Linked DNA regions of Mus musculus: regions 1 and 2 are each linked to region 3. The links are chromatin loops, found by intact Hi-C in ENCODE. Cell type or tissue: heart. All regions are shown on one strand. Links, peaks and the distances in the headings refer to the core of each region. The heading gives the core; the rest is flanking DNA.

Region 1 (7,955 bases), core at 2,729-5,228, 260 kb after region 3:
GATATATATTTTTCATCTTTTAATTTCATTGTTCATTTTGCACATGTTTGGCCAGCACTATAGCCTGAGCCTAAGTCACCATCTTTTTTGTTAGTTTGAGACAACGTCTCACTAAGTTGGATAGACTGACCTTGAACTCACTCTTTAAATTTGCAGGCCTCCTGAGTGACTGGGATTATTGAATCAGTCCGTCTGGCTTAAGTGTACATGACGTCATAATTACCTGGAGGAAATCAGACGCCCTGGCAACCAGCAGTTAATGTTCCTACTTTCATTTTAAAGACAGACGTTGCGATGGCTAGTCTTGATTGCCAGCTGGATTGTATTCAGGGATGCCTGGAGACTAATAAAGCACACCCCTGTGGGTCATTGCCAGATCTGATTGGATACTGAAAACTCTAACCTAATCAGGAGGTTAATCCCCTGGCGAATTAGATTTCAATGGCATTTTTGGGAAGTGGTGGAAATTGGGGAAGCTTGAGGAAATAGGTCACTGGGGATATGGCTGTGAAGAGTCCATCATGTCCTAGAACCATCCTACTTTACCTCATCTTCTAGGCTGCCATGAGGCAAGAAACGTTCTCCTACTGCCATTTTCCACCATGATAGACTGCTTTACTACAGACCCAGAAACACAGAGCTGAGCTAAGTGAACATGTGACCACAGGCTTTCCCACCCACACTCAAGTTCCCCAAATAACAACTCTGAGACTGAATTGTATCTTAATAAATGCCTAGGCTATACATGAGGGCCTGTTCCTAATTAGCTTATAACTTAACTTGTTTATTCTGTTCTATGAATGCCACAGGGCTGGTTACCTCTTCTCAGTTTCGTGCTTCTGTCTCCATTAACATTTGGGGCAAATCTCTCCCCTCATCTGACTCTCATCCCAGAATCCTCTCTCCCTGCTGGAATGCCTTCTTCCTATTTCTTGCCGAAGCTGAATAGGCTAACAGCTTTTTATTGACAGCCGCTGCTTCCACACAGTGCACAAGAGATTCTCTCTACATGAATGGAAAACCTGAGCCAAAAGAAATCCCCTTCCCTCTCTCTAAGTTGTTTATCTTGGGTACTGATGTCATCATAGAAATTTCATGTAATATAAAGTTCATTAGCATCACTCCAGATGACAATGCATAAAAAGTATGTAAAATACAGAATAAAACAGACTATCCTCATATGTGTTAATGAGCACCATTAGGTCCACTCAGGGTCTGGATAAAACGAAAGTCTCTTTTTTCTCCTCCTCCTCTTCCTCTTCCTCCTCCTTTTCTCCTCTTGTTCTTTTTCCCTTGCTCTATTCCCTTTCCCCAGCTAGAACTCTCGAGCTTTGTCATCCTTCTATTCCTGTGTTCAGTGATTATAGTTTTCATTTCTAAGGCCCAAAACTCCACTCTAAGCACCAGCATCCTGGATTCCAGAGCTTCAAACTACAGAAGTAGCTTTCTTGAGTTCCCAAGTTGGAGAAAACTGTGGAACTTCTCGACCATCATGTGAACTGAATAGGTGAATAGACAGACAAAATGGACAGACAAAGAATGAATGTCTATGGGCTATTTCCCTGGAGAACCTGTTTACATGGAGGACACACTCTGAGATTATTCAGATTTCCAGCCTTTCTTCTATTGGGCTCCAAGGGGTACACTCAATACCAATACAAAACAAGTAATTAAAAAGATATTACATTTGCATTATAAGAAGAAATAAGCCCTTTCCTCTCCACCATGAAGGGAAGTCAGGGCAGGAACTCAGGAACTCACACTGAAACCTGGAGGCAATAGTTGAAGCAGAGACCACGGTGGAGCACGGGGCTTGCTTTCATGCCTGGTCCAGTCTGCTTTCTGATAGGACCTAGGACCACCTGCCCAGGGGTACCAAAGCCCTCGGGGTGCTGGGTCCTCCCACATCAATCATTAATCAAGAAAATGCCTCACAGACTTGCCTACAGGCAATGTGATAAAGGCATTTTCCCAATTGAGGTTCTTCCCAGGTGACCCTAGGTCAACTTGACCAAAACAAACAAACAAACCAAACCAACAAACAAAAAAAAAAGATAAAACAAAAATAAATGAAACAAATAAATAAAAACAAAAACAAAACAGGATAAGAAAGAGATGTGCTTTAATGTCTTTTTGTAAAAAAAATCTATATTTGATAGAGATTTTGAAATTACATTGTTCAAATAATGTAATTTATAACCAGCCTCAAAGATTAAAGTTTTAAAATTAAATGTAAAAAGAATGGATTCGCTTATTTTAAAGAATCTCGTTTTGTAAATGAGATTATAAAGTAGTTTAAGAGGTGCACTGGTTAGGATTGTGAATGAGATAAAGGTTAGTATGAAAGGTCATATGGAAACAAACATTCTAATCCCAAGTATGGGTTATTGGCTGTTTTCCACACTCTTGTTTCAAACAGCTCTCTAAAGACTTTAGCCTATATTATCACAGTCTTTTCAAGTATTGTTAGGTGTGCTGAAATTCTTTCAGCTGGTGTGAAACATGTACCAGATGAGTACATGAGTGGGGTAGGAGGAGGATGGAGGGAGTGCGACCTTTAGGTCTTTTATTTTCTCTTTCACTCCCGCCCCAGTTACAGCAAGGGAGCAGCTGTGCCCCTGGTTTGAAGTGCTCCTCAAAACCGGAGGAGAAGGCTCAGTGGTGAAGAGTAATACACTGCCCTTGCAGGACACCCACGTCGAGTGGCTCACTGCCACTTATAACTCTATCTCCAGAGAATCCGATGCCTTTTTTTTGCCATCTGTGGGACACGCGCTCACACACACACACACACACACACACACACACACACACACACAAATCTACAAATCTACACTCATATAACTAAAAATAAAATAAGTTTAAAACCAAGGATATGTTCCACAAAATGAGAGTATACAAATTGTGAATAAGGAAGAGAAGGGGAAGGTGGTGGAGGAGTGTGTCTTCCAAACTGTGTTCTTCCTGAGAGTCAGATTCTGATTTTTAAGCTCTGGGTAGAGCCTGACAGTGTGCCTTTTTAAACTGGCTCGGGGTGCTGCAGCTGCTCGTGGTACAGGGCTTACACTAAGCATAGCCAAGATTTGTAAAAACAAAAACAAAAAACGAATTGTATTAGGAATGAAGAACAGAGAAATGAGAAGAGAGAGAGAGAGAGAGAGAGAGAGAGAGAGAGAGAGAGAAAGAGAGAGAGAGAGGATGTGAAGATAAAGGGAAGGAAATGGAGGGAGGTAAAGAAAAGAGAAAAGATAGGTTTACTTAGTGTTAGACAATAGTGCAATAGGAAGGGAAAGGGAAGCCGGGCGGTGGTGGTGCACGCCTTTAATCCCAGCACTCGGGAGGCAGAGGCAGGCGGATTTCTGAGTCAGGACAGCCAGGACTACACAGAGAAACCCTGTCTCGGAAAAAAAAAAAAAAAAAAAAAAAAAAGAGAGAAAGGGATGGAGTGCAAAAAATTAATTCTTTAAATGAGTAGAAACAAAGAAAACGAAAAGGCTGAAGTGAGGCAGCATCTTAAAGCTATCTCTCTTGAGCATATGAGGACGAAGTTTATCGCTCCTTAAGAACCCAAATTCAATAGTCATATAGTCTAGGTTCTAGCGCACGCTGGCGCTAGGCAATGGGCGGGGCCCCGGATGTAGCTCAGGGGGCGGTGCTTGCGTTCGGGGGGGCGGGGCCACCCCAGGTCTGCGGACCGGGCCTTGCGTCCTCCTCCGTCTCAGGGGGCGGAGCCTGGTCTCTAAATTGGCGCCTCTGAGTGGCTAAGCGGCAGCTCGGATTGGCGGCTTTTGAACCCGGAAGCACTAGCGGGCGCTCGGAAGCGGCAGGAGCGCGGGCCTTGGCTCGCTCGCTGCGGCTGCGGGATGGTTGGCGGTGGCGGGAAGCGCCGGACGGCCGGGGCGGGACCGCAGGTAGGCGAGGCGGGATGCGCTGGGTATGGGGACGCTATGGGCCGTGGAGGAGCCGAGGGCCGCCCTGCGGGGCAATGGCCCGGGGAAGTCGTTCCTTTCCAGCGCCAGCCCAGTTCCCACGAAGCTCTGCAGCCAGCGGACGGACCATTCATTCATTCATTCATTCACTCACTCACTCACTCACTCACTCACTCACTCACTCATTCACTTACTAACCAGCTGATGGAAACTGGAGGAGCTGCCAGGGCGGCGAGGCACACGCGAACAAACATTTCACCTTTCGTTTTTTTTTTTGCTTGGGGTTAACGCAGGTGTGTAAAAGAAAATGCTGGAATTAACAAGCCCTGGAGTTATTAAAGACTTTTGTTTAAGACAGTCTCTATGTTGTAGCCCCGGCTGTCCTGGAACTTGATATGTAGATCAGAACTCAATATGTAGCCTCCAAATCACAGAGACCCTCTTGCCTCTGCCTCCAGGACACGAACCACCACTGCCCGGCTACTTTGGTAGCCTGACCTGGAAGTGTAAGGGATACGGGTTCTCAGATGAGTGATAGATTGGCCAGTCTGGACTCTTACATGATTTCATGGGTTCCTTAAGCATACAGTAGCTAATGGGAGAAGTTAAGCAGGGAAACGAACGTTTAACAAAAGTGACACCAGCTATGTTTTAAACTGGGTAGGGTGAGGCGATTGCTAAGGCTTAACGGCCAGTGGATGGCGAACATAGGTATTATTCTCGTTGTGTTGTGTTTTCTCACAACACCAAGTTAAAAATGTGGTTTAAAGAGAACAGCCTTGTCAGGCAGAAGCAATAAGACCAAAAGTTCAGTGTCCTCCTCAGTTACATTACAAGTTCAAGACCAGCCTGGGTTACAATAGACCTGTCTTAAACAAAGTCCAGCTTGATGACGTAGAGAGTAATAGTACTGATGACTTGAATTCAGTCCCTGAAGTCATGTGGAGTTAGGGAAGGGGACAATGTGACCAAATACGTTGTATGTAAAACCACTCCCACAGTTCTGCATCTACCCATTTGGGTGCCTTTTCCTTTTTGCCTAAGCATTTCCTGCCGCTTCTAGTCACTGTGGCTATCACCCTGAAGTTGGAGTTACCCTTGCCTTCTTGTAGAGTTTGTTGTTTCCTTAAAAAGCTTTTATGGTACATCTTGTCTTAGTCAGTATTCTACTGCTGTGAAGAGACACCATGACCATTAAAAAAAAAAAAAAGTGCCTAGCTGGGGCTTGATTACAGTTTTAGAGGTTCGGTCCACTATCACCACGGCTGGAAGCGTGGTAGCAGGCAGGCAGGTATGCTGCAGGAGAAGCAGAGAGTTCTACATCTAGACTGGAAGGCAGCAGGAAGGGAGAGACTCTGGGCGTGGAATGGGCTTTTTGAAACCTCAAAGTCTTATCTATCCCCTAGTGACACACTTCCTCCACCAAGGCCACAGTTCCTAGTCCTTCCCAGTACTGCCATTCCTTGGTGTACTCAAATTTATAAGTGCTATTCTGTTTAAAACCACCACACATCTATCTAATCTTGGGGGGTTTTCTTAATTGAACATCATACAAAGATTGAGCCATGTTGTCTAACTGTACTTCTCTTTCTTTCATTTAGTTACTGTTCCCCAGTGTTTGAAAGCCCTGTAACTATCTATTTTCCTGTTGGCTGGCATTTCAACCTCCTAAGGACAGTGCTGTCAAAAACAATTCTTACCCGATGCCTGACTTGTACATACAGTGTGTAGGCTTGGAATGACAGTTACCAATACATATGGTTGGACCCCTGAGAACATGTAGTTATCAACACCTGGGTGAGAAATGCCGACTCTAGCGGCACTGGCTTGCTGAGGGCAGCTCTCCCGCGCACTGGGCGGCGTTGAGCTGTATCCCTTAGCCTCTGCAGCACTAGGTGCCGCTGGTCCTGCTGCGGGTAGAATGTGCCGAGTTTCGCCTGGATTCAGAACCACAAGGATCTAAGTTCCCAGAAAGAAAGAGATTGTACTTAGAAAACAAGACAGATACGCAAAGTAAGCAAGTTGCCTTGGTAGCACTGAGCCAGTTTCCAATAGCATCCTTTAACCTTTAATTTGCATGGGTGCTAGAGATGCAAATCTTAGCATTACAAAGCCTTTTCCGAAAGACATGGTTTTTAGCTCAGAGGATATTCCCATATTGATCCTTAACTATACCATACCTCTCCTCTCTTTTTGTTTGGAATGTCAAAAGGAAGTTATCTGGTTTTAAGTGGAAGGGTAGTAATGATTGTGGTAAGTAGTGCAGACCTAACTATGGTTGGAGTTCCTGAAAAAACAGCTTTTTTCCCCCATTATTTATGTTTTAGGTTAGAATACAAAGAAATTGGTCTCATCCTGGCTTACTCATGCATATGTGCCATTGTACATTCGTTTTGTTTGTTCTTAAAGATGTATCCGACGATGGCTTTGCTCAGGCAGTCCTCTTAAGTGCTATGGTTGCTGGGTAATAACATGACAGGTGTGTGCCCTTGTACTTAACAGAAACAGCTTTTATCTGATAAGTCCTTTGTATCCAGTTACTTGTGATCGTTTGCTTCTGGTGTGCGTGATGAGTCTGTTTAAGTGAAAGGCCTGATGATGTGATGGCATCTTGGTACCAAAATAGAGCTGAAACTTTTATGCCTTTATGACAGCTTTACATTTTCCCTTTGTTTCTTCTTGGTTTGTTTGTCTCTGCTATGGAGAAGCACATTTAGAGACATGCTTTGGGTGGTATTTTTTGACCACCGTGTAAACTGTGTTCTTTGCACAAAAGAATCTCTTGGAGTTTACTTAAGTATCACGAGCTCATGCTTTTGTTATTGCTTTTGTTTGTTTGTTTGTTTGTTTGTTTGAACATGTTAAAATGGAGGTAGAAAGATGGCTCAGCAGCTAAGAGCATGCACTGGGCTTGCAGAGGACCCAGGACAGTGTCCACTCTGTTGGGCAACTCCCAGCTCCAGCTCCAGGGATCAGTGCTCTCCTCTAGCCTCAACAGCAGCCACTCACACACACACACTTCACAATCATAAGGTATTTAGGAAAATGTGTATGGTGCCCATAAACTGGCCAGTAAGCAATATTGGTGTGCAAGGGTGGTTGTTGAAGTTCGTTGGGAGGACTTAAGTTTCATATGCCAATTTCAGTGTGAAAAGACAGTTGAGGTGAAGAAGAGTAAGTTTTCTGAGGCTGATGTCTCCAGTGACCTTCGAAAAGAAGTGGAAAATCTTTATAAGCTTTCACTGCCTGAAGATTTCTATCATTTCTGGAAGTTCTGTGAAGAGCTTGATCCTGAAAAGCCAGCTGGTGAGTCTGTCTAGTCTCTCTCTGCTCCTGTGACTGCAAGAGATGACAGGAAACTGGAGGAAGGACAGAAACAGCTCATAGAGAAAGTGGTTTTAGCCACACATGGTGACATGCCTATTATAGTCTCAGCAATTAAGATACTGGTTTGAGAGTAAGTTTCAGGCTAGCCTAGGATACACAGTGAGACCATCTTAATAAAGAGAAGACAAAAGAACATTCCCACAGTTCTTTCTAGTGAGTGAGGTATGTAGTCAGAGAACAAGTTAATATTTCTGTCGGTCAACTTCATTGCTGGGATGTGAAAAGACAGCCGAGCAGGAGGACAGCGTCCGTTACATCATGGTTTTACCCAGCAGGAGGACAGGGACAGGTCAGAAGTTTCTGACTATGGTTAGTTTGCTCTATTGTTTTGGGGTCAGTGATACCTTATGTCATGAGGATGTGTCAGAAAGTGCCTACCTCATGTCAGACAGGAAGCAAAGAGCATTAGGGAGCAAGAGTCCTGGGATAAGATGAACCCTTCAAGGTCATGTAACCATTAGTCACACTCATGTCATTAGCTGGGGACTGTGCTTTCCATACATGAGCTGCTTTGGTTTAAGGTCATATACAAACCATAATGCTAAATATGCTACTGTCACCTATTGGCCAAGGCAAGCAGTTTCAGGACACTCCTTCATTTAAGGAATACAGAATTAAGGAAAGTGAGCGGGTGCATAT
Region 2 (7,955 bases), core at 2,729-5,228, 230 kb after region 3:
AAGCTGTGTGTCTCTCCAACATTCATTCGCATGCTAAAGGCTAACTCCCAACATGACAGCATAGGTTAAGTGCTCCATAATCATAGCCCCTCCCCCAGTGCTCCCAGATGATATTTTGAGTGTCAGCATCACATTACAAGTGGAAGATTCCACATCTGGTCTTATATGAGCATGTACAGCCTGAATGCAGGGGTGCTGAAAGTACTGTACAAAATGTTGTGTGTATAGATACACGGACCATAATGTTTCACATATCCCGGCCATAATGCTTAACATATATACATGAATTTCATCTCAAGATAGGGGTCCCTTTCCAGATATTTCATAACATACATGCAAAAAATCCAAAATACGGAAAGAGAGTCCAAAAATATCAACTCCTCTGGCCCTAAACACTTCTGTTACAGTTTCTCAGCCTGTAATAAGAGGACTTTCAGGAAGTGATTACATCGTGAGCCCTGTGCTCTTAGGAAAGAGGTCACCGCTCTTACAAAAGAAGCTGAAGGGAGCATCCTGCTCTTCTTTGCCATTTCAGCCATAAGAAGATGTCACCGGAAGGTGCCACCCATGGGTGCCAGACCCTCGACAACCAAATGAGCAGGTGCCACATTCCAGAACTGAAAAATAAATAAATAAATAAATTTGTGTTGTTTATAAATCATCGTAGTCTGGGTAAATTGTTGTAGGGCCTGAGTTGTCTAAGACATTCTCTTAGAACTTGGGTGCATTCATTCATGTACTATAATTCTGTCAATGGGCTTAAGATATGGGTGGATCCCATGCTGAGAAACTGAGAAACTAAACCCAGAGAAGCATGCAGGGCTTCCCAGTGATTTGGTTCTTAATTGCTGAGTTCCAGGTGATGGTTGATAAGGAAACGGGGATGGAGGGTGGTCACATTTAGCAAACACAAGTCCAGCTCACCCTGTTCTACTTGAATACCAGATCCGAAATGAGTACTGCTTAATACAATATTGCCACGAGATAGTGGGAACACACTTAAACTGAAAAAGCACGCGTATTGTTCACCTGAAATTTAAACATAGCTAAATTCCCTGTATTCAAACTGGCTCCAGCTTGGAGACAAGCCCTATGAGGGATAGCCATTGGGAGCAGAGTTGAAAAAATACCACAGAAAAACAAAAACCAGAAAATGCAACTGAGGTTCAAAAAGCTCATTAGACGGCATACCTCCAACTGACATAGCACATAAAGGTCCAGGACAGTAGGATGGCAAGACCTGAACTTTCAACCTTTCGACGGGACATAAACCTTACTCAAGCCACAGCCAGTAGGACAAACACAGGGATCTTAGGGCACTACGCTTCCCAACCATTCTTTTTTAAATGTTTTCTTTTCTGAGCCCACTCATTAGGAAACCTTAACTGGAAGGCCTGAGGAGACAAAAGAAAGGATGAGACTGAAAGATCCTGGCAGAATGTAAAAGGACACAGAAGCCCTGAAATTGGCAAGATAGATGTCAGTGTTAGCAGAACTAGCTTCACTGATTTAGAAAAATAGAGGTGCACAATGCTCTGGCCACTCCTTGAACCTGTGTGTCTGCCAATGTTCTGGCCAGGTGTGTGCCCATTGCTGCACCTTCATTAGACTCTTTCCTTGTACCCCTCCCATACCCATTTCTTGAGAATAGACATTGTTTAGATCTGGAAATCCCCTAATCTCCCCCTTCTCCTTTCCCCCCTGAGGGCCTATAAAAACTGGGAACTCTTTCCCCTCGAGGTCGACTCCTCTACCCCTGCATGGGATATGAGTCGTCCCCAGAGCTCTGGCTTTCCCGAATAAAGCCTCATGTGGTTTGCAACAAGCTCGGTCTGTCGTGAGTTCTTGGGTGTCCGCTATTGTCCTGAGGCCTGAGCGAGGGGCTCCTCTCGGAGTCTTTCAAGACCTGAGTCTTTGATTTTTATGTTTAGAATTGACTTTAAAAAACAACAACAACCAAATCCTCCAATAAGAAATATCAATGTTTCCTAAGGCTAGGAGGAGGGCTGAGGGGAGGGGGATGGAGAAGATACAGGAGAGAGGGAGGGAGAAAATACAGGAGAGCTCCAGCAATCACCTAAATGGCTGTGGAGCCTCTGATTCCCTTATAACCTTCAGCCCCAGCCAGGAAAACAATATTTAACATTCTCTCATAAAACATATTTGAACACTTGTTTAAAACACACTCAGGTTCCAGGACTATTTAATTAAATTATTTTGGAAGTAATCTCTTAGGACATTTTGGTGGTTTCTCTTTATAACATTAGATATTGTCTGAGGGTTTTTTGTTTTTGTTTTTTGGTTTTTTGGTTGGTTTTTTTTTTTTTTTTTGTCTTATTTTTATGATTCAGATATAAGTCTGTCTGTATTCCTATAAAGCTTGACATCACACAAGTGAGTCAGCAGAAACCGTCCTCTTTCCCACACCTCCTATTTACCGACAGTCACCCTAAACACGGGCACCCATTCCATGAAGCACTTTATGAGACAGAGAGAATTTTTTTTTCCAAAATAGTATTTTTATTGATTCTCTGGGAACTTCACCTCCTAGTCCCCGCTTACACTCGCTTCCCAGTCCTTCATGTCCATCAGCCCCTTTGCCCTTGCGACTTCCTCCCACCAAGGTGGCAATAACAAGAAAAGAAACAAGTCCAATTTGGTTTGTCCACATACCTACTAGAGCGTGGTTCAGCTCCCAGTCGCCTGCCGCTAGAGAAAACTGAGTGCTCTCCACCTGCACCCTGGGTCTGAGGCCATCATCTGTGGAGAGGCGCACTTCAGCATCCTTATCACCGGCTGTAAGAGTTCTCTTTGATGGCTTCCATTTCTGGCTATTTGTGTGTTGGGAGCCGGGTTGGGGGTGTCAGGGCTCTCACAGAAGCCCGAAGCCTTCCATGTCCCTGCCTGTCTCTCATTTGTGTATCTGCAGTCGTCCTCCTTGACAGCACTACCCCAATAGTGTCTGGAGCTCCAGATCACGGGCCTGAGAGGAAGGGAACCTTTTTTTTTTTTTTTTTTTTCTTATTTTTCCTAAAGACTTATTTATTTATTTTATGTATATGAGTACACTGTACCTGTCTTCAGACACACCAGAAGAAGGCATCAGATCCCATCCACCATGTGGTTGCTGGGAATTGAACTCGGGACCTCTGGACGAGCAGTCAGTACTCTTAACCACTGAGCCATCTCTCCAGCCCGAGGCAGAGAATCTTATCTTAGCCAAATCCTGATGTTCAAAATAAGGATAGCTGTACAGATTTGGCACCTTACCGGACGAGAAGGATTCTATCCCTGTCGCTGGATAATTTGATTCAGCCGGATCTGCCAACTGAGAATTCTGTCTAAGCGCCTCAGAGGAGAGATGTTCAAATCCTGGCCCCGTCTCTTAATAGCTTTTAATCTTGTACAAGTCACTTAACCTTTCCGCTTGCTCATCTTTGAAATGAAAACAGTACCATCTGTCTCCCAACATTGTGAGGAATTAATGACTTCGTCCACGTAAAGTGCTTTAAGCACAGGGTCTAGCCTACATAAACAGCTATTACTCTAGTGGCTACTGCTGCTCACTGAATCTACAGTGTGTTCTCTCTGTAGCCCTTACGTAGAAAAACATATTTCTAGCCTTGAGTCACATCCCTTCAGACAATTTAACTACATCTTACGTACCAGGAAGGCTGGCAGATACAGCCACTGTACAGTTGACTCATGGTATATAAATTTGTATATAATTACATCTTGATGTTCTTAAAAAAACAGTCCTCTAGCCATAATTAATAAATCTCTTTTTTAAATCTAAAAATTGCATATATTTAAATATTTAAAATCACATAACTGCTAGAAGTATTTTTAAGCTATTTCTTCATGAGTCTGTATAATTAGAAAATAAGTAAATAGAAATAGGTTAATTTTGGAAGAATTATCATCTATTTTTCACCTATATGAATTGCTTATATTTTTTTCCACACAAAACTAGACTTAAAATTAGATTTTAAGACAAAAAACAATTCTCTACTTTTAATAGTGCCATTTAAAATGCAAATTTTGTTGCAGATGAGAAAAAATGAAATTTTCACAGCATAAAAATAAATGGAATTCCAGAGTCACTATCATATAAATAGGTGTCCATCTGGCCAACCCTAAGATTGCCAATTTTCTTCCTTCAATTGTTCCCCCAAGTTGAACAAGAGTTTAAACAGCGCCCTCTTGTGGTCGACAAGGTCACTGGCAACCTGGAGTCTAGTCAAGTTCATCTGTCATTTTGTAATTGACTACATGTTCAGTTTTTGCATTATATATTTTATATTTGCTGGCATAATGGGGAAGGAAGACCAGAGGGCACTTAAGTGGATGCTGTTCCTTGAGTGTACAGATGTATCCAGCTTTGAGGTTTCACAGGATCACTCTGTCCCAGAAGGCTGTGCTGCTTCTACTTTGGGGACCATGTTTGTCTACAAGGCCAGAAGGAGCCTTGCTCAGAGCAACTTATTGAGTGAATGGTCACCTACATTTCATTACTTCAACTCCATTATGAGAAATCTCCACATCCAATCTACCTATCTTCAGCTGAAAAGCTTCAGATCCAAAAAAATACAGAACGGGGCCAGGTGAGGTGCTGCACACCTTCGATCCCAGCACAAAGGAGGAAGAGGCTGACAGATCTCTGTGGGTTCGAGGCCAGCCTGGTCTACAGTGCAAGTTCCAGGACATCCCAGGGATGTACAGAGAGAGCCTATGTAAAAGGAAAAAAAAAAAAAAACCTAAGAAAGCAACCTGAATGAAAATCCTCTTTCGTCTAGATTTAACCCACATTTCCTGGTAAATTGTACCACACTCCTTGAAACTCTGCTTTTTTTACTTGGTTCCAGAAATATCTTTGGAGCAGTGATCAGGTGCCAGACCCTGAGCCGGACACAGAGCATACACCAGCAATAAGAACAGCTACTTCTCTGTGAAATCAACGATAGGAAAACCATCCTGAGCTGAATGCTGAACAGTCAGTCATGATGGCACTGGCTGTGGTGGTCACGGTAAATGAACAGGACAGGCAGATTTTGTGTAGAGGGCTACATTATGGACGGGACCTGAGAAAGAATTTACCAGATTAAGGCAGGGTGGGGAAATACTTCAAGTAAGAAAAACAAAATATACAAGAGTTGGGACTCTGTGCAGTAGGAAGGGTGGCAGACTGCAGATGTAAGCCAGGTCAGCATGGGCCAGGGGACACAGGGGGCAAAAGTACTGTGAAACAAGCTGAGCTTTATGGTAGAACCCAAGGTCCATGGATAGAGAGAACCAACGTGGGTCACATGAGTGCCTATACACATACACACAGAGAGAAGGAGAGAGAGAGAAAGAGAGAGACAGAGAGACTGAGAGAGACAGAGAGAGGAGACAGAGAAAGACAGAGTGAGACAGAGAGACAGAGAAGCCAAGTCATGCTGATCTCTGAGGAGCACAGGTGGGCTTTGAGTGTTGTCTTAAAGGCAGTGGGAACTCATGAAATGAATGCTAACATGATAGAGTATTCTTTTGTTTATATATAAAAAAATTCACATTGCATGTGAAGAGAGGACTGAACGGAAGCAGGCACAGCAGTGTGGATACACATCAAAAGGCTACAGTCGTATTCTAGCAAGAACCACTGTTGGCTAGAACCTGGGTGGGTGGGGAGTGAATAAGGAGATGGCCAGAGGTAGCAGAACTCTAGATCTATTTGAAGATGATGCTGGTGAGATTTGATGGTGACATTTTTTAAAGTGGTGAAGGAAAGGAGGTTGTAAAATGCCTGAACAAAACACAGGAGCACTCTCCAATTACATGCATCTCACAGATGATGCTGGATTTGTAGAAACCAGAAAAAGAAAAAAAAAAAAAGCCAACTCCAAAAGTATGCATCCCTGTCACTTCCTTTATGCTGACCTCCCTTCTCTGTAGCTCCTGGGACCCGGTAAGGGGGCTTATTTTATAGCAGTAGCTTTCCAAAGTTAGGCCAAGAAGAATCTTCTGGAAAAACTGAAAGCCCATTATTGGAGGAGCAAAAGGCAGATATCCAGTGCAGAATTCTATCCTCAGCATTGTGTCTATTCCAGGCTCTGAGCTGAACATAAATAGAGCACACATTTCCAACAATATATTCAACAGATTAAGGGAAGTAAAAAACAGAAGTCACACATTTTTAGGTAAAAAGGAAGGAGTGTGAATATACATTGGGATATCTTAGGAGCTACACAAACCATGAGAAATGTTACTTTGAATGCCCTGCTTGTTTCATGCCCATATCTCAATCACTAGCATGAAATAAAAATAGATGTTTTTTTTCTGGCCTCAAAGCAGAAAGAATCATCAAGCCTGTAGAACAAATGCCAGCCTTTTGAATTGTCTGAGAGCTAAAATTAGTCTGAATGAGGAACCTCACTCTGTCAGCTGAGGGAGACAACCGAATGTGGGAGGCCAGCTGAGGACACGGCTGGAGAGTTTTGCATAGACGCGTCTGAGAGATGGAAAAAAACCTAATTTCCATTTACAGGAGAAACAAATATGAGGAGGAGAAGGAGTGAAGTGTCCTTTGGTGGCTCAGTAGTTCATTCCAGAGCAGATGACAGGACAGTGTTTCACAAAACCATTTCATCTCTTTGGAGACATCCACAGGTCTTTACCACCTCAAGGTCACAAGGAGGAAAAAAAAATCCCTTTTATTTGGGAAAAGAAATAAATGTTCTTCTATCTGCTTCAGAGGTGGTAGGGAGTTTACTGTGTTCAGCTTTAGTCCATTTGTCTCTCTCTTTTTCCTTTTGGTTTCTAGGGAGGAAACAGATGCAAGAATGCAAATCCAGGGCTGGGGAGATAGTTCAGTGGGTGACAAGAGGCCCTACCATCTCAGCAATGGGAGGTAGAAACAAGCAGAGCCCTCAAGCTCACTGGGAAACCAGTCTATCTGAGTCAGTGAGTTCCCGGGTCAACAAGAGACCCTGATTCAAAATAAGATCAAGAGAGATTTAGGAAGGCACCCTCCCTAGGGTTTCCATTGCCGTGAAGAGACACCATGACCAGGGTGACTCTTATAAAGAAAAACATTTCATTTGGGGCTGGCTTACAGTTTCATAGGTTTAGTCCATTCTCATCATTGGTAGGAAGCACGGCAGCATGCGGGCAATGTGGTGCTAGAAAAGGAGCTGAGAGCTCTACATCTTGATCCACAGGTAGCAGGGGAAACACTATGTACCACTGAGCTTAAACATCTGAGATCTCAGAGCCTGTCTCCACAGTGACATGCTTCCTCTAAGGAGGCCACACCTACTCCAAGAAGACCACACCTCCTAATAGTGCCACCCACTATAGGCCAAGCATTCACAAACATGAATCTATGGGGGCCATACCTATTCTAACTGCTACAGCAGCAGTGGACCTGGACCTCCATATAAACATGCACAATGTAAATGCAAGCACAAGCATACAGTTTTAAATGTAAAGACTTCATTAGAGCCCCACCTTTTCCTTTGCACTGTTCCTCCTCTGAGTGTGACTGCTGAGTATGCACCAATGACTTTCCTGCCTGCTGACAGCCATTTCAGAGCCTACTTCCCAGGGAACACATTGGGATCGTGTCTATTTTCCAAGAGAGAGGAAGGAAGATTCTTAGCTTAGATGCCCAGTTATCTTTGGGTCTTTCTTTTCCATGAGTACGTGAAAGGGTAGAAACAAGAGGATCCACTTACAAAACATTCAAAACCAACCTTGTATGGCTATAAACCATTGGCAACTTTCAGCCTGTACATTAATCTCTGTAAAAATAAGGACTCGTGACTGCTGTGATCTTGTGTAGGCCTTCCATTCCTTGCATGGAGTTGGGAGAGGCTCATGAGGCCCCACCCCTCCCTAAGGATCTAGAGATAGTTCATGTTTGCTAGGTAGGCAGGGATGCAGAGGCATAAGCACTGGTAGGTGGCGCATACCTT
Region 3 (7,955 bases), core at 2,883-5,382:
CACAAGGCAAGTCATAGTCAGTTGCTGTGGACAGTCTGAAGCAGCCCCACATCCCACATCTGGGGTTAAAATGAAAACACATTCTTACAATATTCCTGTCTTTTAAAAGAAACCAAAATTCTCACTAAAATATACAGATGTAGAAATGTATATATTATACTACTAATAATGTAACCTCTTACAGTTCCCAGGGTGTATTTCTAGGTGTATATCAGTAGACACTGAAAGTTAAGAGAAGTATTACAATCATATTTGAAGAAGAAGAAGAAGAAGAAGAAGAAGAAGAAGGAGGAGGAGGAGGAGGAGGAGGAGGAGGAGGAGAAGGAGAAGGAGAAGGAGAAGGAGAAGGAGAAGGAGAAGGAGAAGGAGAAGGAGAAGGAGAAGGAGAAGGAGAAGGAGAAGGAGAAGGAGCAGCAGCTCTGTTCTAGGGGGTAGAATAAGGACCTTCAGATAATTAGAGGTTGTAACTACACTGCCAGAAGAAAGCAGAGTAACGAAAAACAATGAAATTTGTGGATTAATTAGTAATGCTGTGCTTATTCGTGCCAGTGAAAGAAGGGCACCAGATGGCTCACTAAGCATTCCAGACTTCTGAAGCTGAAGAAAATCTCTGGGGTATAAGGAAGTCAAACCTGAGATCTCACTTAGGTTCCTCTGGCTGCACTGCGTGTGACTTCGTTCTGACAGCATGTCAATTTATTTGCAATCTGTGTAAACACTTAGAGAAGAATTATTTTTTAAGGAGCAAACTTCCCATATTATAACAATATATACACCTATCATTCATCCATCAGGTAAACCTCTGTTGATATTGGAAACATAGATGGTTGAGATGCAGCCCTGGTTATCAACTTCCCCACAGTGCAGAGAAGACAAAGGAAAGAAAAATCAAGATCAGATGTCAAAATGGGGACAAGAGACAAGGCACAGATGAAATATCCAAGTAGAAATCACTACAGGAAGGCCAGTCTGAACTCACTCTTGAATGCTTAAGATTTTGCCAATGAATTAAGGTGACAGAGAAACAAAAGAAGTGACAAGCATGGGGCGGCTGTCAGTTTGCACAACAGGCTATTTGGATTCGTTAGGGTACTGCATGCTAGGGAATCAGGCTGGAAACTCACCTCAGAGGTGAGGCACACACGTACTGTAATATAATTTGCTTAGAAGGAAAAACCCAAGGAGGCACAGAGGAGGGTGTGTTGAAGAGTACAGACAGGTCTGTGGTTAAAGATGTCTAGTGATGAGGAGGGCTGAAGAGAGCAGAGTAAGTAGGGACACAAAGGACAGGATCTATGAAGACACACCTACAGGCAGGTGGAGGGTGCCTGTGACGAGCAGGATGGCAGAAGAAAGCAAGGTGACTAGACCTAGACATTTCCAGATTTGTGATCTCTGGCTGAGTGGAGGTACCAGGAAGCTCTCTAGAAAACACAGCAAAAGAGCAATCATGGCTTATGAACTCTGCTTAGGACATACTGGATTTGGGTTTCCTGAGGCATTCCACTTGGGCTGTTTTGTTAGCTTACACGTAAAGTCTGAACTTAGGGATATGTAGAGAAAAAAAATGCAGTTCAGGATAAAGGTGAAATAAAATATTGACATATATGGACAAACACTAGATACTGACCAATCAAAACAGACCCATCTGCAAAGATTCTAGCAACTGGGTACAGCCATCTTCAGAAAGATGAGAGATCACAAGGCAGTAGGAGAGAAGAGAGTGGTGAGAGAATAAGAGAGGATAATTGGCTGGGGCAAAGAAGAGAGCATGAAGAAGCAGGATGTGGAGGAAAGGTGACAGGGATTATAAGTGCATGTCACACAGGTAGACTGGGGAGGAGTTAGCTTCAAACATCAGTTCCAAGATAGCTGTTGAAGAGACACCTTGCCCACCCGTTCCCAGGCTTCATTACTTTGATCCTCATGTCTGTGGAGATCCAAGCAAGATCCAGTGCAGTATTCTAGACCTAAGTAATATCAGATCCTAGAAACCCATGGGGTTAATTAAAATGGCCCCAGATTCAAAGGGGAAGCACATAAGCGTATTTTCAAGGAGGCAAAGTTTCACTAGACAGGGTGACCCGAACCACTCTGAAGCTAAACTGGGGCTGACATAAAGAGCCACTCTCATTTGGGCTGTTTCCTAGAATCTCAACGAACCTCACTGGTCATTCTTCTAACCCAGTGAGCCACAGTCTCTCTCTCTCCCTTCACCTCTTCCACCCCTTTCCCTGCTGTCCCTTTATACCCTCTCTCCCTCCTTCTCGCTGAATTTATTCATCTTGATCCTGCACTCTTTTTTTTCTTTTCCTGTAGCCTTTCCCACTCCAGTCTTCCGTCACTGAGGGTTAAACACACAAGCATGCTGCAGCGAGTATTTCTAAGATAGAACGGGAGTATTCTGCAGGTTTGCGACAGGAAAAAATAAAAAGGAGTGGGTAGGAAAAGAAATAGAACCAAAGCGAATACCAAAATACTTTACAAGAATACACATGACTGACTGGAACAAAGGGAGACAGATTCCGTGTGGTTCTCAGCTACAACTGTACAGAATGGTTACTGAAAACTTGAACGGATTAGGTTTTTGAAAGAGGCAGGGAGGTTCGTTGAGCTAAGATGCTATGGAAACTAATGTTCAAGTATGATTTCCATTTCTCAGGCTTTTGGAGAAGGACTAGGTTTTGATATGCTTAGAAACGAGAGCCCGTGCATCCATTGGCACATAAATCCCTCTGCACCAGCGTTCGTCCGTTCGTCCCACGTACCCATGCTATTGCTTGCTGTAAGGGCAGCTCCCTCCTCCTGTCTTCTGAGCTCTGGTGTCTTGATGTTCCTCAACCTTGGGCAGCCAGATGCCAGAGGCAACCACGTGCAGCAGTCTGGCACTGTTCAGAGCATGCTCAGTTGCCTGCAGCCACTTCTGCGGCGGAACTCAGGGCTTGAGGTCACAGACAATACTTTGCCTCTGGGTTTGTCAGTCACAGAGAAGGAGGTCGACTGCTATCCCGTTAACAGCTTCCTGTCATCTTGACAGCTGTTCCTAACTCAGAGTGGAATACGCGGGGTCTGACAGCCTGAGCCACTTTAGTAGCGTTAATTTGCTTAATCCAACTCTCCGTGTTTTTCCAGCAGCCTATGACCAACATAGGTGTGGGGGCGGGGCTACCCTTCTTAAAAAAAAAAAAAAAAAAAACACGGTGTGGGGCGTGGCCGGAGGGGGCCAGGATAGAAGAGCCAGGGAAGAAGAGCTTGGTCACTGTCCCAGAAACTGACAAGATCTCCCTTAAATAGATAGATAGAATGATAGATAGATAGATAGATAGATAGATAGATAGATAGATAGATAGATAGATAGATAGATAGATAGATAGATAGATAGACAGACAGAAAGATAGATGATAGGTACATAATATTTAAATGCGTGTGGGATGGCAGGGGAGAGATCCACTAATATTGCAGGACTGTTCACAGAAAACTTATGTAGGTGGTAAAAATATTTTTAGAATACTTATTTTTTCTCATCAGAACAACTTAACTGCTCTTTAGAGAGAATGTCGAAACTGCAAATAATTTTAAGGGGCAGTTTTATAAATTTTCGCGGAACCACACCACTCAGAATCCACCGCAAACACCCTGCTGTGTCTTGTCGTGCCACTTCGAGGCGTCCACTGTGCTTTTGCTGTGACAGCGCGGCCGGCCGCCTAGGAGGCCCCATATGCTCCTGCTCGCGAGGTGCTGTGACAAGACAGCCTTAGAGACTAGGTTGGTTAATGCGTGGGTAGGCTGGTTGCCCGTGGCATCCAAGATGACATTCGAAGACGCCTTTGCCTGCGTGTCCTTGAACGCCACTGAGACGCGACGCTCCGGAAAGTTGAGGTGACAACGCCGGCAGCGCCCTGCCTCCCCACAATTACCAGTCACGCTGCCCTAGCACCACTGAGTCTGGAGGAAGAGGCAGGGTGGAGCGCGGGAGCACCGCCCAGTGGCCGCCCGGTCCCGCCCAGAGGCCGGGCTCTCTGAGCACGATGCTTCCCTGCAGACTGCAGGGCCAGCCCGGGGTGGGCGGAGCCCACCACCCGCAGCGGCCCGCCCCGGGCCGCGGCTGCGGCGAAAACCCGGTTGTGCAGAGTGCACCGGACCTCGGCGCCGCCGGGAGCCGCACTGGGCATGCTCGGCTCTCGCCGGCTCTGGAGCCCGTAGGTGGGAAGCTCCGGCTCCCGGCGGCGGGGCTCGTAACCCGCATCGAGAAGAGGCGCGGGCGGCGGAGGAGGTTGGTACACGCTCGGTGCTGCAGAGCTCCCCGGGTGGCCATGGCGAGAGGTGCACGGCGACCACCCGAGTGGCGCAGCGGTGTCAGGTCAGTGAGGGCACTGGGCGGGCGAGCCTGGGCGGCGGGCTACAGTAGGAGGGAGCCTCGCACCGGGTTTGTGGTCAGCGGCCGCCCGAGCTGCAGAACTTTCGGACGCCTGGGCTGGCGAGGCTACGCGCCTGGAGGTGCCCTGCTCTCCCAGCTCGTGGCTGGTCGCAGGATGCTGGAAGTACATGCAGGGCGGAGACCGGCGGGTTGGGGACAGTCGCGTCCAAGGCTCGTGCCACAACCTTCTGATGGCCAGGGGCGCGCTGTCCACAGCGCGTTAGCACAGAGCCTTCCCAATCTCCCGGGAGAAGGAGGATGCCACGCAGAGACAGGGCTCTTCGCCCAGCTGTGGATCGTTCTTGTCACGGTGCCTCAGTTTCCCCAGACAGGGAAGGGTGTACTGGCCTTTGCCCGGAAGGCGGCGTGGGGAGCTCCGAAGCGCCGCGTCCTGATGCTGCAGGAGTGTGGGAAGCAGCTGGTGCTAAGAGCTGCTTCCTTGTCTTGAGAGCTCTTGGAGTTTGTCGCATTTCCCACCATAGCAAGTTGACACCAAATTGTCTGGTGGCCTGGAATGGGGGAACGTCCTTCTTTGGCTAAAAAAGTAAATGCCGAGTCAATCCTTTTTAAGCCCGAGAATTGCTTGTCTCCCTCTTTAAATTAGCCTGGGATCGCAAATTCCAAGGTTTATAAAGCAAACTGGAAAAAAGAAAAGAAGATGTTTGCAGGTACATCAGCTGCTCACCCTGTAGAAAATATTATGGCTCCGTCGTCATTGTTTTGAAAGACACTTGTTCAAAGTGTGGTTACTGTAGCAATCTTTATTTGCTCTAGCTTTATATTAGGAACTTGGAATCAGCATTGCAGAAACAGTGGTTTTTGAAGTTTTCTCACTCCCCCCCCCCCAGGCAAAACACTTTTTTTTTAAAGTTGCTACTACACTCAACATAGTAAAATGTTCAGGATTAAATCTGCAAGATGGAAAAAGAATTGTTTTTCAGGAGAGACTAAATTAGAGCAAGGTAGTTTGCAGGCAGTGAGCTAATGCACAAAAATGCAATCTGTACCTTCTAAGGTAATGTTACTGTTTTCCCCTACAGCTACCCATATTCATCTATTAAAATACTTACAAGTTTGAGGAGCCCAGCACATGACTGGTTACATTACCTGGCTCTGTGTGATGCACCACGTTTACAATGTGCCCTGATTGCTCCACCTAGCTATGCCTTGTGCTGTTTAGAAAGAGACAAGTGGGATCTTTCCTTAGCTGTGTCTTTCTGATTGATAGCAGGGGGCTGAGCACCTAGGTCTTACAAGTGTTGCTGGGTTTGTACTTCTGTGCCCCCTGGGTTTGCTAGTGACACTAGATGAACACAACAGACCATTTCTTTTAAAAATAAATCTCCTCACACTCATGTGACCTTATTCAAACCCCACTCCTCACCCTTTTTGGCTAACAATTGAAAAATTTAAGACTATTTAAGTACCACAGCTATTGTTTAATTTGAGCTTTCAATATTTTTCTTCAAGAACTTCCAGACACTTAAATGCCAAGTAGCTACTTGCAGTAACCAAATTGTTCAGTCTCAGCCCAAGTCATATAGCGTCATTAAGCAAGTGTGTTTGTATGAATTCAGGAAATATGTAGATAGTAGTGTTTGCCTAACTTAGAATTCATTCTAGCATTTGGGATACAAGTTGTCTTTTCTAGCAAAACCCAGGGGAACACTTACAATTCTGACAGTTTCCATGGCCAGTCACATATAGTAAAAATCAGCATTAAGGTGCAAATGGTTGGTTTTAAATTTGCCGTGATACCTCTGTGGAATGGGGTTAAAAGAATAGGGGTTGGTTGGTTATGTGATTATAACTAATTAAAGGCAGACAGAGCCATTTAATACTCATGCTCCAAACAGAGGCTCTGTAAATTTATTGGTCTTGCTTCTGCCTCCACCTGAGGCCTCTTCATGCATTAAAATTTCACATTAAATTTTCTTCCCCACAAACTTTTATGGCCAGGCTTCATAAGCTGCAAGGATGAGTAAGACATCATGACTCATACCATCTAGTTGGAGTGATGTGCCCGAAGACAAATCAATTAGAGTAGAAAATAAGCGTTGCAGTCCATGTATGTGTGTGGGCCTGAAAAGAGGCAGAGAAAAATGGCCTCCTTGGGCTTGGAGGAGGAAAGGCCCTTGTGGAAGGGGTGGCTTTGTACTTAATCTCTGGGAATACTGAAAATTGGTTCAGAGTCTTTTAAAGCAGAGAAGTGGGTCCTGTATTCAGAAAGAACTTATTTATGGTAGGCAGAAAAATGTCTCCATGCATGGTCATGACGAGACTTGTGGATGTGCTGAAGAAGAACTTTGAGATAAGAAGATAATTCCGAATCGTCCATGTGTGTCCTGTGTCATCCCAGGGCTCACAGAGGCTAAGGAAGAATTCTATGGTAGTGTCTTGAGGAAGACTCCATGGGCTGCTACCAACTTTGAAGATGAAAAGGTCTCCCAAACCATGGTGGGCAGTTGCAAAGCAAGGATGACGATTCTTCCTCCACCAGTGCCCTAAATTTAGCCCACTAAGATACATGTGTGCATAGATACATTGATTTTTGTTGACAGCTTACATGTCCTAAGAGGGAACGATGATTGAAGAATTGCCCAGACTAGATTAGCCCTGTGGGCAGGTCTGTAAGGCATTGACCTTTAAAAAAAATTATGGATTTTGTTATTAAGAAAACCTTGCAAATAAATAAAAACACCACACACCCTAATTAACCACAAGTACATAAAATATATTTTATTCTCAAAGTGTAAAGTTGAATGGGAACAGCCTTTGTTCTAAATGTCAATTCTAATTGTATAGAAAATACAGACTTCAAGTCTGGTTAATATGGGCAATTTCTTGATTACTAATTGACATAGGAGGGCCAAGTCCACTGTGGGAGGCACTATTCCTCAGCCAAGAGGGCTGAGCTGTATTAAAAGGTAGCTGGGCATGAGTCAGAGAATAAGCCAGCAGGCAAGCAGGCAAGAAGTATGATCCCCCATGGTTCCTGCCCTGTGATGATAGACTGTGCCCTGGGAGTCAAAGCCAAATAAACCCTTTCCTCCCTATGGCATCTGGTCAGAACACTTTACAACTGAAAGAGAACTAGAACATGTGGTGAATTTCCAAACTACAGAACAATAAGATAATGAGGGTTGTATAAAGTCCCTAAAACTGTGGTAATCTCTTATGGACGCCATAGAAGGCTTATGCAGCCTTATTCAACGGGAGAGTTGGTGTAATGAGATAGCAGACAGAGGCAGCATAAGGGACACGAAGTATTCCCTTCGCAGTGATGAATTAAACTACACACAAAGGAGGGTGGATTCTATCCCATTATAGGTAAACAATGGGAAATAAGCTTAGGGTTTTAGACAGCAATATGAAACAAACAGTTCATTGGCTGGTTTTATCTTCCAGCTTGACACAACCCGGAGTAACCTGGGAAGAGAGTCCTAGTGAGGAATATCTAGATCATGTTGGTCTCTGGGCATGTTTGTGGGGAATTGTCTAATTTGTTAATTGATGTAGGAAGACATGGCCCTCTGTG

Evidence for each region. Hi-C counts contacts between places; a loop is a spot of excess contacts. Peaks named below come from ENCODE experiments on the same cell type or tissue, not always from the same donor. Only the 100,000 strongest peaks of a DNase experiment are listed, where the experiment ranks them.
Region 1: a loop joins it to region 3, with 5 times the contacts of the local background. A loop is called at or near these places in 3 of 42 quality-filtered maps.
Region 2: it touches region 3 in a loop (2.9-fold over the local background); 22 of 42 quality-filtered maps call a loop at or near these places.

Annotation. Positions count from the first base shown.
Region 1 is chr8:60,886,626-60,894,580 of GRCm38, forward strand. It overlaps Hpf1 (histone PARylation factor 1), which reads left to right and starts at 3,803. Exons shown (of 8, transcript NM_028299.3): 1 at 3,803-3,911; 2 at 7,076-7,235. The coding sequence starts at 3,864. In heart, for the core only: no CTCF peak of the experiment used is centred there; a DNase peak (open chromatin) is centred at 3,746; H3K4me3 peaks cover 2,098 bases; H3K27ac peaks cover 1,115 bases.
Region 2 is chr8:60,861,515-60,869,469 of GRCm38, forward strand. No RefSeq gene overlaps it. Among named protein-coding and RNA genes, the nearest start is that of Hpf1, 25 kb to the right of the region's middle. In heart, for the core only: a CTCF peak has its summit at 4,208 (motif pointing left); no DNase peak of the experiment used is centred there.
Region 3 is chr8:60,628,699-60,636,653 of GRCm38, forward strand. It overlaps Mfap3l (microfibrillar-associated protein 3-like), which reads left to right and starts at 4,127. Exons shown (of 3, transcript NM_027756.5): 1 at 4,127-4,360. Gm34730 (a long non-coding RNA gene) reads right to left here and starts at 3,157. Exons shown (of 3, transcript XR_379010.3): 1 at 2,769-3,157. In heart, for the core only: a CTCF peak has its summit at 4,016; DNase peaks (open chromatin) are centred at 2,903 and 4,053; H3K4me3 peaks cover 2,262 bases; H3K27ac peaks cover 1,224 bases.